Linked DNA regions of Homo sapiens: region 2 is linked to region 1. Evidence: chromatin loops called from intact Hi-C (ENCODE). Cell type or tissue: HCT116. All regions are shown on one strand.

What was found. A loop is a pair of places that touch in the nucleus more often than their neighbours do. Peaks named below come from ENCODE experiments on the same cell type or tissue, not always from the same donor. Only the 100,000 strongest peaks of a DNase experiment are listed, where the experiment ranks them.
Region 2: it touches region 1 in a loop (7-fold over the local background); 15 of 110 quality-filtered maps call a loop at or near these places.

What each region holds. Positions count from the first base shown.
Region 1 is chr19:2,273,359-2,278,358 of GRCh38, forward strand. It overlaps OAZ1 (ornithine decarboxylase antizyme 1), which reads left to right. Exons shown (of 5, transcript NM_004152.3): 5 at 1-130. It overlaps PEAK3 (PEAK family member 3), which reads right to left. Exons shown (of 4, transcript NM_198532.3): 4 at 1,273-3,131. The coding sequence ends at 2,322. Among named protein-coding and RNA genes, the nearest start is that of PEAK3, 6.3 kb to the right of the region's middle. RefSeq lists a silencer at 119-368 and enhancers at 749-888, 1,693-2,627. In HCT116, CTCF peaks have their summits at 551 (motif pointing left) and 1,892 (motif pointing right); DNase peaks (open chromatin) are centred at 473 and 1,894; H3K4me3 peaks cover 829 bases; H3K27ac peaks cover 2,419 bases.
Region 2 is chr19:2,611,698-2,616,697 of GRCh38, forward strand. All of the region lies in intron 2 of GNG7 (G protein subunit gamma 7), which reads right to left. Among named protein-coding and RNA genes, the nearest start is that of MIR7850, 17 kb to the right of the region's middle. In HCT116, a CTCF peak has its summit at 2,295; no DNase peak of the experiment used is centred here.

The sequences.
Region 1 (5,000 bases):
ATCCTTGTACTTTGAGGAGAAGTTTCTTATTTGGAGTCTTTTGGAAACAGTCTTAGTCTTTTAACTTGGAAAGATGAGGTATTAATCCCCTCCATTGCTCTCCAAAAGCCAATAAAGTGATTACACCCGATGCACCTGGCTCTGTGGTGGTGACGCTGGGGACTGGTGGGAGGAGTGCCTGGGACCACAGAGGGCCCTGGGTGGAGGGGTCGCGGGGGATTTGGCACCCAGGCAGCTGCGGGACCCCTCCCACGGAGGAGACCCCCTGGGCTGGGAGGCCGGGCCCTCAGCTTGGCGCCAGCCTTGCCACTGCTCGCTTGAAGCCCCTTCCTGCCTCGCGTCCCCTTCCGCCCCAGCCTGGGCCTGCGCATGGGGATGTCTGTGCTCCCAACTCAACTTTTGAGTTCGCCGTGTTACTGGCCGCCCCTAGGGACCTGCAGCGCCGTTCGGGGCAGCAGCACTTCCGGCGGGGTCGTGGCCTGGAGCGCTTCCGGGTCTGCAACCCCGCCGTCTGCCCGGCCGCAGCGCCACCTGCCGGCCGCATCCGGGAGCGCCACCCGGAAAATCAGGGCCAGGCCTGGCCGGGAAACCGGCTGGAAAGAGGAGGAAAGGAGGAACTCGAAAAGATTGTAGACTTGGCGAGCGGGCCGGGGGGATATTCAGCCGTCTGAGCGGTGGTGGGGTCGGCCGGGAGGACAAACCTGGACACAGATACCCCCAGCTCATTTGGGCAGCGCAAATGCAGAGAAGGGGCATTAGAGCTGAGGCCATGCAGGATGAATAGGAGTATGAAGCAGAGTAGAGGGGGCTGTTTTCTGGTGTAAAAAACAACTTGGGCAAAGGCGTGGAGGCTGGAAAGTAACCTCCAGGGATGAACGACATGGGGTTGGAGACTCTGAGGAGACTTTGGAAGAGCCCTGTATGTATTCTGAGGCACTGGGGAGCCATGGGAGGTGTTTGAGCTGGAGAGGGACCTCATATCTGGGGTTGGAAAGATCCTCCCAGGACTGCCATGGGGAATGGAATGGAGGGGCAACTCTGAGTCTCCAGGAAGGAAGCCACAGGCAAGGGCAGTGCAGTGTGTCAGAGGCATAAAGGAAGACTCCATCCCCCTCCAGTGAGTCTCCTCTGTGCCTGTTTATTACATCATCCTGTGGTATTAAGTGAGCACCTACTGTGTGCCAAGCCTGGCCTTTGCCCCCAGGGAACTCACAGCCTTGTGGACAGTAACAGAGGAATAAATGCTCCTGAGAGTGGGCGGAGAACGCAGGGTAAGGAGCTAGCGATGGCCCAGAGTGGGCACCTTTATTTGTTTAGAGAAAGTGAAACTGTAGCCGGGCGCGGTGGCTCACGCCTGTAATCCCAGCACTTTGGGAGGCCGAGGCGGACGGATCACGAGGTCAGGAGATGGAGACCATCCTGGCTAACACGGAGAAACCCCGTCTCTACTAAAAATACAAAAAATTAGCCGGGCGTGGTGGCGGGCGCCTGTAGTCCCAGCTACTCGGGAGGCTGAGGCAGGAGAATGGCGTGAACCCGGGAGGCGGAGCTTGCAGTAAGCCGAGATCGTCTCAAAAAAAAAAAAAAAAAAAAAAGAAAAAGAAAGTGGAACTGGAACAGTATGGCAGAGGGAACAGCCTACACAAATGCTTGGGGGCGCGAAAGAAGTTGGTGTGTCACGGAGGAACAGGGAGGGAGGCAGGGTGGGCGCAGAGGGATTGAGGGGAGGTGGCAGGGAACCGCGGGGACTGTTTTAGGGAAGGTGAGTCCAGACCCCGCTGAGATGAGCTGGGTGTCTAAGGTCCCAGGGAGCCTTCCCTTCCCGTGACACCACCAAGCAATTCTCCACCAGGGACAGGGGCATTCACATGCCCAAAATCACTGGCCATCTTCAGCACAAGGGGGTGCTCCAGAGCCAGGAATGCCTCTGGTCCCGGCATTGGCCTCTCATGGAGACAATGACAGAACCCACGCGGAAGAGCGCCCTGGCTGCTGGGGAAGGCAGAACACAGAGAGACATTGATCAGCGGGGTTGTCCACACCTGGAAGTGGCGTGGGGGCCCTGGCTTCAGAGAGCTGCTGCCCAACACAGGAGGCGCTGGCCAGCCCCCAGCCCTGGAGGGGCAGCTGCATTCCTGGGAAGCCCTTGACCCACATCCCCAGCACGGGAGGGGAGGCTCTGGAGTGGGGCATTGCTCTCTCTGCTGCGCTCCTGGACTCTGCAGGAAGAGGGTGTCTTGGCTATCATGGAGACGCTGACCTCAGCCCCAGCCCTGCCTCCTGGGCAGGCCTGGACCAGGTGTGTTCGCCCTGGGTTGGGGTCAGTCCCACAGCAGCGCCAGGGCCTGGCCCATCGAGGACTCGGTGGCCTCGGCCAGGTATTCGCAACACAGCCAGTCCTCGAGGCTGGGAGCTTCCCCACCTGCGGCCCGCTCTGCTAGGCGCAGGACCAGCAGCCCGCGGCGCACCCGCAGCCAGGGCCCGAGCGCTCGGAGCCAGGGACCAAGCGGTGCTCCGCGGCCGCGCAGCTCAGGCCCGGGCCCCCAGAGCAGCGCCTGCAGCGCGCCCCGCGTCCGGGACGCCGAGGGCCGCAAGCGGGTCAGCTGTGCTGCCAGGAGCTCCAGGCCCGCGGCCAAAGGCGTGGTCGAGGGCGCAGCAAGGCTGAGCAGCGCTCGGAGGAGGCTGCCCAGCTGCGGCGCGTGGGGGCCCGGGGATCCCGGGGGTCCAGGGGGCTGCAGACAGACGCGGCCAAAGTCAGTGAGGAGCAGGCGTGGGGGCCCCGTCGTCGCACAGCCCCGAGGTGCCACCAGCAGCAAGTTCTCCGGCCGCAACTCGACTAGGGCCGCGCCCCACGCCTCCAGGAACTTCAGGGCCGCGCTCAGCTGCAGCAGCAGCAGGGCCACAGCCCACACGAACTCCTCCGGCGGCTGCGTGCAGGCCTCCGCCAGCCACTGCGCCACCGTGCGCTCTGGAACCTCGGCTGCCAGCGCCACTGCGCCTCTCCAGGGCGCCCCGGGCAGTGTGCCTTCAGGCACCAGGCCACACAGCCCCTGCAGATTGAAGTGTGGAGACAGGGAGGCCTGCAGCTCCAGGCCCCACGGGTGGGGCACGTCCGCCCCGGGCTTGGGCACCTGCAAGGCAGAGGGGGTGTCGGGGCCTGGATCACTGGGCCCCCCACAAGCACCGCCTGCCCCAGTGCTACCTGCCCCGAAGCCTCCCACGCACACCCCCAAACTGCCCCCACTACGGCTAGGGGCTGCCTGCATCCCTCCAGCAGCAGGAGGTCAGTGTTAATTTGGAAGTTAGTCACCAGTAAGGACTTTCAGGAAAGTTAAGCCAGGGAAGAAGATGTTCCTGGGCAATGAGTTCGAAAGCAGATTCCTGGGCCGGGCGCGGTGGCTCACGCCTTCCCAGCACTTTGGGAGGCAGGGGGATCGCTGAGGTCAGGAGTTCGAGACCAGCCTGGCCAACGCAGGGAACGCTCGTCTCTACTAAAAAATGCAAAACTAGCTGGGCGTGGTGGCGCGCCTGTCATCCCAGCTACTTCGGAGGCTGAGGTGAGAGAATCGCTTGAGCCCGGGAGGTGGAGGTTGCAGTGAGCCGAGAACGCGCCACTGCACTCCAGCCTGGGCAACAGAGTGAGACTCTGTCTCAAAAACAAAAAACAAAACAAAAAACACAAAAGCAGATCCCCGGCCAGAGAGGTGTGGGAGGGGTTTTGACAAGAGCTCCAAGGCCATACCCATGGCCCCATACTTTAGAAACATGGTTTCCTGGGTTAACTGCGTTGATTCACGTGTTAGTTGCAAAATAAACAAGTCTAATATGGTCTGGATCTGTGTCCCCACCAAATCTCATTCCCCAGTGTTGGAGGTGGGGTCTGGTGGGAGGCGACTTGGATCTTGGGGGTGGTTTATCATGAATGGCTCAGCACCATCTCCCTTGGCACTGTCGTTGGGATAACGAGTGAGTTCTCGTGAGATCTGGCTGTGTAAAGGTGAGTAGCACCTCCTCCCTCCCTTCCTCCTGCTCCCACCGTGTGAGATGCCTGCTCCCGCCTCGCCTTCCACTATGATTGGAAGCTTCCTGAGGCCTCCCCAGAAGCAGAAGCCACCAGAACCATGAGCCAATTAAGGCCCTTTTCTCTATAAATTACCCAGTCTCCAGTATTCCTTTTTCTTTTCTTTTCTTTTTTCTTCTCTTTTGTTTTTCTTTTTTGAGACAGAGTCTCACTCTGTCGCCCAGGCTGGAGTGCAATAGCCCAATTTTCGAATCTCAGCTCACTGCAACCTCCGCCTCCCAGGTTCAAGTGATTCTCCTGCCTTAGCCTCCAAGTAGCTGGGACTTCAGGTGCGCACCACCGCGCCCGGCTAATTTTTGTATTTTTAGTAGAGATGGGGGTTTCACTATGTTGGCCAGGCTGGTCTCGAACTCCTGACCTCATGATCTGCCCGCCTTGGCCTTCCAAAGTGCTGAGATTACAGGCGTCAGCCACTGTGCTGCCCAGCCTTTTTTTTTTTTTTTAGACGGAGTCTCGCTCTGTCGCCCAGGCTGGAGCGCAGTGGTGCGTTCTCGGCTCACCGCAAGCTCTGCCCCCTGGGTTCATGCCATTCTCCTGCTTCAGCCTCCCAAATAGCTGGGACTACAGGTGCCCACCACCACGCCCGGCTAATTTTTTGTCTTTTTAGTAGAAACAGGGTTTCACCGTGTTAGCCAGGATGGTCTGTATCTCCTGACCTCGTGATCTGCCCGCCTCGGCCTCCCAAAGTGCTGGGATTACAGGTGTGAGCCACTGTGCCCGGCCTTTTTCTTTTTTTTTTTTTTGAGACGGAGTCTCACTCTGTTGCCCAGGCTGGAGTGCAATGGCCCAATCTTGGCTTACTGCAACCTCTGCCTCCCGGGTTCAAGCAATTCTCCTGCCTCAGTCTCCCAAGTAGCTGGGTTTACAGGCGCCCGCCACCACACCTAATTTTTGTATTTTTAGTAGAGGCTGGGTTTCA
Region 2 (5,000 bases), 340 kb after region 1:
TGCTGGCGGGCGCCTGTAATCCCATCTACTCAGGAGACCGAGGCAGGAGAATCGCTCGAACCGGGGAGGTGGAGGCTGCACTGAGCGTTGATCGCGCCACTGCTCTCCAGCCTGGGCGACAGAGGGAGATTCTGTCTCTAAAAAAATAAAAAGTAAAAGTAAAAGTAAATAAAAATAAAAATCTTTTTTTTTTTTGAGATGGAGTCTCGCTCTGTCACCAGGCTGAAGTGCAGTAGTGTGATCTCAGCTCACTGCAACCTCCGCCTCCCGAGTTTAAGCGATTCTCCTGCTTCAGCCTCCCCAAGTAGCTGGAACTACAGGCACCCGCCACCACGCCCAGCTAATTTTAGTATTTTTAGTAGAGACCGGGTTTCACCATGTTGGCCAGGATGGTCTCGATCTCTCAACCTCGTGATCCGCCTACCCTGGCCTCCCAAAGTGCTGGGACTACAGGTGTGAGCCAGCGCGCCCGGCCAAATCTTTCTTTCTTTTTAATAATTGGATTGACTTTGGTCTACGGTCTCCCCTGGGGCCCCATCCTTCTCTGGGGTGGGGCCATCCTGGGCACTGCAGGGTGCTCAGCAGCATCTCTGACCTCCGCCCACTCCATGCCAGGAGCATCCCAGTTGTGATAACCACACGTCCCCAAACATCGCCCAGTGCCCCCTGGGGGGCAGCATCACCCACATTTAAAAACAGTTCCAGGGTAGCAGCCTGCAAAGAAGGTGTGTCTGGGACCTGGGCATTTCATATCGGGGTGACCCAGCCTGGGAGAGGGGAGGGGCCTCAGTGAGAAGACTGAAGCCAGGACCCCCCCCAGGCAGGACCCAGGCTCCCACGGCACAAAAGCCCCAGGTCCAGGGTTCCTGGAAATGTTTTAAAATCCAGTCGACAAAAGATGAATAAAATACTTGTGAGTGTATAATCATGAATCCAGCCTGGATTCTGTTTGTCTTTATGCCAAGACAATTGTAAAATACAGCTTAGAATTTTTTTTTTTTTTTGAGAAATTTTTTTTTTTTTTTTGAGAGTCTTGCTGTGTCGCCCAGGCAGCGGTGCGATCTCGGCTCGCTGCAACTTCCACCTCCCAGTTCAAGCAATTCTCCTGCCTGAGCCTCCTGGGTAGCTGGGACTACAGGTACCCACCACCACACCCGGCTAATTTTGTATTTTTAGTAGAGACGGGTTTTCACCATGTTGGCCAGGATGGTCTCGAACTCCTGACCTCAGGTGATCCGTCCGCCTCGGCCTCCCAAAGTGTTGAGATTACAGATGTGAACAACGGTGCCTGGCCAACGTCGGACATTTTTAGAGCGGAGGAGGTAGCCTAGGAGGGCAAATGTGCCCCAGGCCCTGAGTGTCCCAACATGGCCCTGCAGCCAGGTAGAACCAGCCAGGGAAAGGGATGGTGTTTAAGGGACGTGGAAAAGGAATTCAGACAAAGAATTTCTGATGCAAGTTTAACCCGGCTGGTGGCTGCAGCCTACTTCCTGCTACAGGCTGCACAGTCTCTTGCTGAATTAGCACCTACGTTGAATTAGGTGAGTTTGCTTGAACTATACGTTGAATTAGGTGTTGAATTAACACATAGGGGGGCTTTGGGCTCTCAGCCCCTCATCTAAAGTCCATTGTCTCAAGCCACTGCCTCATTGGAAGAGCAGGTGTCTACACTACCTGGAGAGGGGGAGATCCTGCATTAATTATTTGGGGAGAATGCAATCTGTCCCCGCTCCTGCTCACAGTAGATACAAGAATAAACTCCCGACGGGGCAGATGGCATAAACCAGGGGGACCCCCAGCTCCTGGGACTCTTCCTCCTCTCTCCCTCCCCACTCAGGGTGTGGATTTCAATGTGTGCAGCCTCCTGGGACCTCAGTAGGAGAGATGGTCACGGAATGCAGAGTCTCTTGGGGAATCTGTGGATTCCCCTAACCTGGGCGGGGGGTCTCAATCAGGGGTGATCCTGCCCCCAGGGGACACTGGGCAATGTCTGGGGACATTTGTGGTTGTCATGCCTGGAGGTGCTCCCGGCATGGAGTGGGTGGAGGCCAGGACGCCACTCAGCACCCTGCAGTGCCCAGGATGGCCAGACCCCAGAGGATCTAGCCCCAGATGTCCACAGTACCTAGCAGGAGAGATCCTGATTTAATTAATTGGTGAGGGGGAAGATCAAGGGACCCTGGCTATGCCAAGAAACTCGGACTGCAGCAGTGTGTGGATCCTGAATGAGAAAGGTGCGAATCAGACAGAAGCTCGCAGCCTAAGGCCAGCGAAGGCCACGGCCACAGCGACATCTAAAGGCCGGCAAGTGCAATGCAGAATCCACCCAGGGAACTCGGGCCCCGCGCCTACCCCCGGGGTAAAGGGGGCCAGCCTCGCACAGGTGGGTCCGTTGCAGGCGTCTGTTGCGAGACCACATCCTCACCACCCGGTGAACGGCACTGGGAGCAGACTCAAGAGGCTCGAGAGGTCCCAGGAGGGCGGGAAGAGAGTTCCCCCAGCTACAGCCTGAGCATGGTCGCCAGAAAGCAGGTGCGGCGACTTTCCCTAGCACCCTCTCCCTGCCCTCTGTGTACCCGCAGGGGGGCCCTGCACGTCGGGTCTCAGGCACATGTGTGGTGAAATGCACACAACAAAAAAGCTCCCTTTCCAGACATCCAGTGGCATTCGTGCAGCCATCATCTCTAGCTAGCTCTAGAACATTCTCAGCCCCCCAAAAAGACACCCCATCCCTATCAGCTGTCACTTCCCATCCCCCTCCCCAGCCCCTGGCACCCACACATCCCCTTCCTGCCTCTCTAGACTGGCCTGTCCTGGACATTTCATAGAAATAGGATGACACACTGTGTGGCCTTTTGGATCTGGCATCTCTCACTGAGTGTGACATCCTCAAGGGGCATCCAGGCTGCACGTGGCCTGGGTCAGAGTCTCGTTCACGGCTGAGTCTCGTTCCAGTGTGTGGAGGGCCACGCTGTTTATCTATTTACCCACGGACGGACACTTGGGTCATTTCCACCTTTTAGCCATTGTGAATCGTACTGTATGAACATTTGTGGCAAGGTTCTATTTGAACACCTGCTTCCAATTCCTCTGGGCAGATAACTAGGAGCGGAATTGCTGGGTCATGTGGCGACTCCGCGTTCAGCCTTTTGAGGAACCACCAGACTGGTTTCCAAGGCGGCTGCCCCATCTTGCATCACACATCAATTCTCAATGCCAAGGCGTTCCTCAGCTTTTAAACAAGGCACTGAGGCAGGAGGCAGGCAGCTGATTGTTGAAGGTCACCCCGTAGCCATTGGCAGAGCCAGAACTTGCAGCTGTGATTTGTGCCGCGGCTCCTGCCCAAGCCCTCCTTCCCTGGCTTCAGTGCTGGGCTGGGCAAGGTGTGTGGAATAGCCCCGCTTTCTAGGCCACTTTCGGGGTACTGGGCGGCCACTGTCTGGTCTGAAGGTGCCATCTGTGACACTCTTTTTTTTTTTTTTGAGACGGAGTCTCGCTCTGTCGCCCAGGCTGGAGTGCAGTGGCGCGATCTCGGCTCACTGCAAACTCCACCTCCCAGGTTCCCACCATTCAGGCTCCCCCAGACCTCCGCCTCCAGGGAGCCCTCCAGAATGTCCTTCCTCCTGCCTTCAATGCTCCTCCCCATCCTGCAGGGGTCGGCAAGGATGTCCTCTCCTTAGAGACCTTCCTGGACACCACGTGGCACAGACTCTGTCCTCTTGGTGCCACCTCATCCTATTTTCTTTGTCTTTTCCGGTTTTTTTTTTTTTTTTTTTTTTTTTTGAGATAGGGTCTTGCTCTGTTGCCCAGGCTGGAGTGCAGTGGTGCAGTCACAGCTCACTGCAACCTCAGCCTCCTGGGCTCAAGTGATCCTCCTGCCTCAGCCTCCAGAGTAGCTGGAACTACAGGCACCCACCACCACGCCTGGCTAATTTTTTTGTATTTTTAGTAGACATGGGGTTTCACCATGTTAGCCAGGATGGTCTCGATGTCCTGACCTCATGATCTGCCCGCCTCGGCCTCCCAAAGTGCTGGGATTACAGGCATGAGCCACCACGCCTGGCCCATCTGTGAGATTCTGAAGAGCCACTGCTGAGCAATTAAGCTGCCCTCTGCAGTGGGAAATTTTCTTTGCAAGGAAGCAGCAAGGCGGAGGAGGCAGGAGGGTTCCCTAAGATTGTGCACCCACGGCAGCCAGCAATGTGCCTGACACAGTGAAGGGCCTCGGCAAAGGGGCGCCTCCTGTCCCCTTCAAATCCTTACGGGCCACCCCAGGATCTGGTGACCTGGAACAGACTCCTGTATGGGCCTTTTTCCCCTGGTGCCAGCAGGGAACAGGGCAGGATGGAAAAAACACCCAGTAGCCAGTGGCCCACTGATGTCACCAAGCTGCAGGGCTGCCCAGCATTGATTAAACACAGCTGGTGTGGGCCAGGCATGGCACCTCACACCTGTGATCCCAGTGCTTTGGGAGGCTGAGGCGAGAGGATCCCTTGAGCTCAGGAGTTCAAAACCAGCCTGGGCAAAATAGTGAGACCCCATCTCTAATTTATTATTATTATTTTGAGCCGGAGTCTCGCTCTGCTGCCCAGGCTGGAGTGCAATGGCACGATCTCGACTCATTGCAACCTCTGCCTCCCGTGTTCCAGCGATTCTCCTGCCTCAGCCTCCCGAGTAGCTGGGATTACAGGCGTGTGCCACCGTGCCCAGCTAATTTTTGTATTTTTAGTAGAGATGAGGTTTTGTCATGTTAGCCAGGCTAGAGACTCCATCTCTATTAAAAAACAAACAAAGAAAGGCTGGGTGTGGTGGCTCATGCCTATAATCCCAGCACTTTGGGAGGCCAAAGCGAGCGGATCACCTCAGGTCAGGAGTTTGAGACCAGCCTGACCAACAGGGAGAAACCCCGTCTCTCCTAAAAATACAAAATTAGCCGGGCATGGTGGCGGGTGCCTGTAATCCCAGCTACTCAGGAGGCTGAGGCAGAATTGCTTGAACCC